Linked DNA regions of Homo sapiens: region 1 is linked to region 2. A link is a loop called in an ENCODE intact Hi-C map of the cell type or tissue named here. Cell type or tissue: GM12878. All regions are shown on one strand.

The links. Peaks named below come from ENCODE experiments on the same cell type or tissue, not always from the same donor. Only the 100,000 strongest peaks of a DNase experiment are listed, where the experiment ranks them.
Region 1: it touches region 2 in a loop (3-fold over the local background); 4 of 110 quality-filtered maps call a loop at or near these places.

Annotation. Positions count from the first base shown.
Region 1 is chr5:87,345,015-87,349,014 of GRCh38, reverse strand. RASA1 (RAS p21 protein activator 1) reads right to left here. Exons shown (of 25, transcript NM_002890.3): 7 at 2,291-2,343. It also overlaps a transcript of CCNH not described here. Among named protein-coding and RNA genes, the nearest start is that of CCNH, 66 kb to the left of the region's middle. In GM12878, no CTCF peak of the experiment used is centred here; a DNase peak (open chromatin) is centred at 2,018; H3K27ac peaks cover 257 bases.
Region 2 is chr5:87,068,525-87,072,524 of GRCh38, reverse strand. All of the region lies in intron 1 of MIR4280HG (MIR4280 host gene), which reads left to right. All of the region lies in intron 2 of LOC105379065 (a long non-coding RNA gene), which reads left to right. Among named protein-coding and RNA genes, the nearest start is that of MIR4280, 44 kb to the left of the region's middle. In GM12878, a CTCF peak has its summit at 2,351 (motif pointing left); a DNase peak (open chromatin) is centred at 2,364; H3K27ac peaks cover 359 bases.

The DNA.
Region 1 (4,000 bases), 280 kb before region 2:
TCTGGTGTATCTTACCAGCTTTAATACATAAAAATAGAGAGCAGAAATTTTGCAGCAGTAACTTCTGGTCAGTAATATCTACACCTGTCCTAATTTGGAAGGAACCTAAGCATAGTTAGGGAATACTGGCTAAAACTGCTAAATTCTGTATGTAAATCTTCGTAATAAGAAGATTCTAAAAAGTGAAGACCAGTTTGCTTAAGAATACTCTGTGCTTAATCAATGTTTTCAATTAATCATTAAACAGTAATGACTGTGCTAGGCACAGTGGTACATGCATATAATCCCAGCTATCCAGGAGGATCACTTGAGCCCAGGAGTTTGATACCAGCCTGGACAACACAGCAAGATCCTGCATCTTAAAAAAAAAAAAATTAAAAAGTAATAACTGTAATAAAATAGTACCAAAAGCTTTTTATAAAGGTAGATTCAAAACAACTGAAATATGTGTATACATTATCAAAAATCAATACACATACACTATATTTTATTCAATAGGTATGCTCCTGAAAGGAATTATAGAAGCAAATTATCATATATTAAATATGACATTAATTTTAGAGAAGTATTTCTGATATCTTTGATTGGCAGTGACTCATAATACATAGATGCTCTGCCTTTTCTCCATTTAAGTTCAAATGATCCAGAAAAGATCAGGACTTGATTGTTTTTAGGAAAGCACAATGAATGCTTAGATTATTAGATATAATTTGAGGGGTAAATTACTAATAGTTCCAATCATCCAATCAAGGCACTTATGAAGTAACTTCATGTTCAGTAAAAAGAAAAAAATAAATCTCCTTAAACTGAATCTTCAAGGCTTAATACATAAGTAAACATAAAAATTACAGAAATTGATTGTATAATATGGGCTAAAATGAAAGTGTTTCTAAGTTGATACAACAAATCTTACTGACAAGAATCCAAGATACTCTCTAAATTTCTTCTAGAATATGATAGGAATTTCATGCAAGACTGTGCATGCAAGTGCTTATTTGTACTTCTCAGGAGAGAAAATCCCACCAGATCCTCAAAAGAGCACATGACACAAAGAAAATGCAAACTAATGTATTAAGGAAATTAAGTTTAGCTCCTTTTCAACCTTGTATGACTTAAAACAAAAGTACCTCAAGTACTTGGTGGTACAAGTTCCAAAAAAGAAACATATCCAAAATTCAATAAATTCACTAAACTACATATTTTTGGTTCCACACTGAAATAGCTGACAGAATGTCATTTTAGTTTAAAATTTCTTCTCTATTACTATCATATAGCATTATCATAATCTTTTTTAACTTATTTTTTGAACCTACTTAACCTACAGCTTCACAATAAAATTGAGTACTTCAAAAACTATCTCAAATCTTTCAAAAGAATAAAGTATTAATTTAAAATGCAGTGCTTTATGGATTAAAACAATTCAGATTACCTCTATAATTAGGGTTATCACCACAAGAATCTATTTCACCAAATATAGAAACTATTGAATAGTCAACATTTTTGAAGAACTGAAACTTTTAAATTACATACTAAAGCTTAAACTTGTCTGAAATCTTTATAAGATGTGGTTTGCCAAAGAAATGCTCGGTATTTAAATTAATTCAGCCTTAAATATTTAGTAAGAATAAACAATGACAGGATGGTTAAAACCACAATACAAGTCAATTTTTACTTTGTATTTATAAGCATAACAGTTTTGGGAAATGTTAAAATTAATACATACTAAATAAAGCTCAATCATATAATTCCACAAGTATACAAAGATAAATACAAGAATGTCTGCTGTAGCTGAACAGCAAAAGAATAAAAACAATACAATATCGTTCTACTGAAGACTAGTTAATTATGGTATTTATATAATGAAAAGTTTAAATCCATAAAAGAGAGTAATGAAAGTTTTTATCTGCAGATACAGAATCATCTCCCAATATATATCTAACATGAAAAAAGTGTGTTGCATGTTCCTGTCTGTGTATGTGTAGGGGTGAGAAAGATTCACAGAGACACAGAAAACTTCTAGAAACATATGGGAAAAAAAACTGTCACCTAGTGTTACTTCTGAGGAAGTGGACAGGGGCCTGGGGTAAAAGAAAAACACACTTGACTAAATTTTATAACACATGTATGTTTAAAATATAAATAAAAACACCAGCTTCTTAGTACTGGACACGAAATTATAACATGCATAAACACTAACTGAATGCTAAAGGCAAAACACATGATAAATGGTTTGTTCACTTTTTTATTCTCTTTAAATAGACATTAGAAAAGCAAGTAAATATGTAAGTACCTGTCATTAGTAAATTATAAGCTTCCTGTTTGGAAATCTTCCCATGGAACCATCTTAAAAAGAGAATAAATTAGATATATAAATAAAGTCCTTTTTGCTGTTATCATATGATCAAAATTAAACAACCAATATAGTAAGTTTAATTCAAAGTGATAAAATAAATGCAATTAATCAAATCATCTCATTCTTATTACATTTTAATACATTTTATATACATATTATACTTAATTTCAACTAAAGATAGTAAAACTAGAAACTATCAAATATAAACTACAATTTTCATTACCAATACAAAAATGGCAACAATTTTTAATCCTGATAATAACAGACTGTTATAGGTCTTTTTTTTCTTTTTGTGGGGTAAGGGGAAGGAGGAGTAGTACAGATAGAGCCTACTCCAGAACTTCCCTGAAAAAATTAATGAATTCATTTCTGAATTTTCCTATAACATCTGATAAATTCTCTCCTCAAATAAAATCAAGATATTGACTCTTACTTTGCTGAAAGTCAGAATATAAGATTGGGTGATAAGAATGAGTGGATAGCACCATCAAGAACTGAAAGAAAAGAAGGACTTAGTGTTCTCAACTCTATTTGAGCTAACAGCCTATCAAACTAGGTTGCTATGTATTTTATATTCTGTATTCTTAAATTAAGCCTTTAGAAATTATTATAAAAGGCATCATAGTCAAGACATAGAGCATACAATAACCTAAGTATTTAAATTTTACCTTCAAATAAAAGGATATATCTGATTTAAAAAGTAATTACTAGTCATCAAAGTACATAAAATCACCTCTTATTTACCTAAAGGCCTATTATCTATCTTGCTGATTAACACATCTTAATGCCAGGCTGACAATTCCCGATCACCTATCTACTACTTTGTGGGATCTTCTTAGGGTCTACAAGTATTTTTAATAATAAAGAGCAAGCTAGAAAGTAAATATACGACTAAAATATATAAGTGCTCAAAAGTCCAGTGTGACAGGTTCAGAGGTCATTCACATTGTTTTAAATGATCCATACAATTATTACTGGTGAAGTATGAAAATATAACTGAATTTTTAAATTTTCACATGAATGAAAAGGTAAACTTTTCTTTAACACCATTCCAAGCATTAACTCACTGATTCAGATCTCCTGGTGCTCCCTGTGTAAATTTTGAATAATATAAAGCAAGAATACAACAACTAAAACAGTTCAGACTACAAGTAGTGAGGTTCTATACTGCATTCAAGTATAGGCTAAATGACCACTTACTACAAATGCTAGAGCAGGATTTTTATATTCTGGAGGACAGTCAACTACATGACCTGACCTCCAAGGCTAATCCTCTACTTCTACAGTTTGAAAAAAATTCAAAAAAAGAAGGGTAAAAAAGTGATAGGGTTTACAGATGAACAAGATTATTTAGCATAAGCACACAGTCTGAAGCCAAAGTGGCAATATCTCTTTCTAAAGAGTTTTCGTTTCATTTTTCAGACATTTATTCCCATATAAAATTTATATATTTCAACCACATGGTTTGCAACAGTGATAAAAAGATGAGTCCCTGCTCTTATAAAGTTCCTACTCCTAGGCCAGGCGTGGGAACTGGGATCACACCTGTAATCCCAGTACTTTCGGAGGCCAAGGCAGGAGGATCTCTTGAGCCCAAGAGTCCAAGACCAGCCTGGCAACATAGTGAGACCCTAACTATAGAAACAA
Region 2 (4,000 bases):
AAATTAGCTGGGCGTGGTCATTGGCGCCTGTAATCCCAGCTACTCGGGAGGCTGAGGCAGAGAATTGCTTGAACTCGCGAGGCGGAGTTTGCAGTGAGCCAAGATCACACCACTGCACTCCAGTCTGGGCGACAGAGTGAGAAATATGTCTCAAAAAAAATAATAAAAATAAAAAATTATAGAGACTAGCCTGGCCTGTATAGTATTAAGAAAAGATCAACAGAATTTATTCAGAGCCCTCTATCACAATGATGATCGTTTTCATTATATGAGCCATTGTCGCTGTATACTAAAAGTAATATACTCAATATACGCAAACATTTTAGTCCCCAATTAAATATGTCTCTGAGGCAACATACTATTATTATACAGTATTTCATATTATCTGAACTTCATGATAAACATGTTTGAGATAATGATCTCGATCTCTGTTTTAACAATTTAGGAATGGAAGGAAAATGCCCAGAAATGCTGACGTTAATAGTTATTCTTAGAATTGTTGAAGTCTGACTTGATGACTTTGAATGCCAAGTTGAATGCAGGTTTTGAGACAACTTTACATTATGCTCTCCTCAAAGGATGATGTGGTAATTCCATTTCTCAAAGTAGCTACTAAACTTCCCAGGTGAAACAAATAAATTGAAAGGACTTCCACACATAGTGAGGTGCCAGTAGATCCACACGGTGCATACCAGACAGTTCCACATTTTTCACACAAGGAGTAAGCAGTCTCTAGCCCCTTTGTTTTTCATATATAAATTGACTAATTTTAAATTGATAAGAATATAAAATTAGATAATAAAGTGCAAAATTTTGAAGAGTTAAAGTGTAATATAAGATGAGCTCCTAGTTTTTGAAAAAGGTATTTATGGTCCAGGTGTGATGGCTCACACTTGTAATCCCAGCCCTTTGGGAGGCTGAGGTTGGTAGATAACTTGAGCCCGGAAGTTCGACCAGCCTGGGCAACACGGAGAAACCATGTCTCTACAAAAAAAACCAAAAATTAGCTGGATGGTTATGCATGCCTGTAGTACCAGCTACTCAGGAGGCTGAGGAAGGAGGACCATCTGAGCCTGGGAGGCAGAGGCTACAATGAGCCGTAATTGTGCCACTGCACCCCAGCCTGGGCGATGGAGTGAGAGACCCTGTCTCAAAAAGAAAAAAAAAAAAAAAGAAAAAAAAAGAAATGTTTAAACAGTGTGAATTCAATCTTCAAATAAAACTTAGAAGTCATTATTTCAGTTGGCTTCTGGTATCAGTTCAGTATTTTCAATAAGAAAGTTATTCAAAAGCAAAATGACACATGGTAGCTAAAACATAAAAATATATATTTTTTCAAAATGATGTTTTACAGCTAGAAAATAATACATAGTAAGCTTAAGTTTTTCAAAATAACTTCTCTTTCAAATTGGGCCCTTCAGAAACACTGATGGCTCATTAATTTCTCAAAAATTTAAAAAATAATTTCAGAAAAATATTTACCTGAAATACATCAGTAGGCATAGGGCCAGGGTTAGCTGATTTAGTTCCATAATTGAACAAATATTTATAACTGGCTCTTTGAAGGGGAAATTTTCTTATAGAAACATCTTTGTGTTTGAGAGTATGAATTCTGGAGCGGACTCTGTAGGTTCAAGTCCTACCTCTGCCATTTGCCAGCTGTGCCACCTGGGGCAAGCTATAGACTTGTTTGTGCCTCAGTTTACTCATCTTAAATATGGGGATAAAAAGGTCTTACCTCAAGTGGTTATTAGGAGTTTGAAATGAGGTTATATATATAAAATACTTAGAACAACCCCTGGTGCATAGGGAGTTTTGCATAAGGGTTACCTGTTACTACTATTAAAGCACACGGGTTGCAAACTAGCTACCCTCAGGCTGTGAACAACTTTTAAAAAACATTTAAATATCAAGAATATATGAGATATAGATTTTTAACTTCTCTTCATGAATAAAAAATATCTGACCATATGGTAGCAGGGTTAGTGGTCATAACCCTTTCCCATTCCTGGGCCTGTTTCTCTTGTTCTGCCCAAAGTTGACATCCATCCTTGCAGCCCTGGGTGGAGCCACAGACCTTTCAAGGCCAAAAACCTTTATGGAGCAGGACCTGTGCTGAGGGAGACACCAGGAGTTTGGCATTCCTGCTCTTCCCTCACCTGCTGAAATTAAATAGTTAAAAAAAAGTGTAAAAATGCCAAAGTTTAAGGAAAAGTCAATAAAGACTAAATGGCATTACTTCCACAGGATCTGTAGTAAAATGTCTTGAGAATGTCCCTTTCCTTTTTTCCCTTTATAGTAAGTTTTTCAGCTCATTGAGTTTCAACTGTCTTCGCCTTTGGCCCCATCCTGTGGTCATTCCTTCTTGTACACCAAGTATGTGCTTCTATGAGAACAATATTTAGTTCTTCAACTTTAAGAGTTAGTTTCAGGTGAACTAACGAACACAAGAATGTTCCCCAGTGACATCCCTCCCCACCCCTCTATCCGTTTTGAATGCTCCCTTTGTTTCTCTACCTTTGCTGTGCTTAATTACAGTGACAGTTATTTTTTTCAGGTTCTTTTTCCACAGACAAGAATCATAAGCCAGCTAGTCCAACAGAAAAAGAATAACTATAAAAATAAGTCCTCTCTGGGAAATGAATCTTTTTGATGTTGAAGTATTTCATTTTCACACCATTACAAATGTTGTTTTAGCCCATGATACACTGAACATCTAGATTCTATAATGATAAGCACATCATTCATTGATCTGACATCATTTAATTTACCTGAACAAATAAGACAATTTTCAGGCACCTTTCTTGTCATCTGATATAATGGAAGAAATAGTTCTAATACTTGTGGTTACATATGCATTAACACCCTGATGTTAAGGTGATAACAAAATTCTCAAATTTGTCTAACCTTATTCTGTGCGTTTCTTTATTATATATGTATTATAAGATCTTAACAGAGACAGGATTTTCCTTTAAATCTGTGACAAAATGTCACTCAGCCTTATAAGGCTGACTCATTTTAAAACTTGCTTTAGAAATGTGTTACAGTGTTATGTGTTAAATTACAGATTTGGAAGATATCCTTTATGGTTTTTCTGAATTGCAAAAAATAGATGTGATAATAAAATGTTATGCATTTCATTATATTCTGCTTCATGTTGTCGGTTGATCATTTAGTGGTAAAGTTGTTTTCTTCCCTTTATATGTGATCTTCAGACTAATTTGAAGTTGATATTTTTGTATTGCATGGAATATCTTCACTGCTTCAGCTTACCATAAATTGTTTCATCCCTTTATAGTATCCTTTAGAAAAAACATTTTGAATTTATAATTCCTGTCCTGAAACATCATAGGAAACTTAATTTGTTTTGACACATAAAAATAGCATCATACTAGAACTTTAATCAGAAGACCACCTCTCCACTGAATCTCTACAATTTTTCAAACTCTGAGACAGGGAGAAAGATAGCCAAAGGTATCACCTTTATTGTTTGGCTTCTATTTTTTGAACTAAATTAATATTATTGAGTTTAGTTGTTTTAAAATAAATTAATTTTTAAATTAAATCAGTTGAATAGGCAATACAATGTTTCAGATTTTTTTTTTTTTTGAGACAGAGTCTCACTCTGTTGCCCAGGTTGGAGTGCAGTGGCATGATCTCGACTCACTGCAAGCTCTGCCTCCTGGGTTCAGGCCATTCTCCTGCCTCAGTCTCCCAAGTAGCTGGGACTACAGGCGCCCACCACCACGCCTGGCTAATGTTTTGTATTTTCAGTAGAGATGGAGTTTCACCGTGTTAGCCAGGATGGTCTTGATCTTGTGACCTCATGATCCGCCTGCCTCGGCCTCCCAAAGTGCTGGGATTACAGGTGTGAGCCACCACACCCGGCCTAAAAAATTTTTAAAAATGTAAATATGTGTAGTCTGCAAAGCCTCCCTTTCCTCATTATATTTTTCCTCATTTACCTCCTGTCCCTTTTTCACACATTGGTAACCACTGT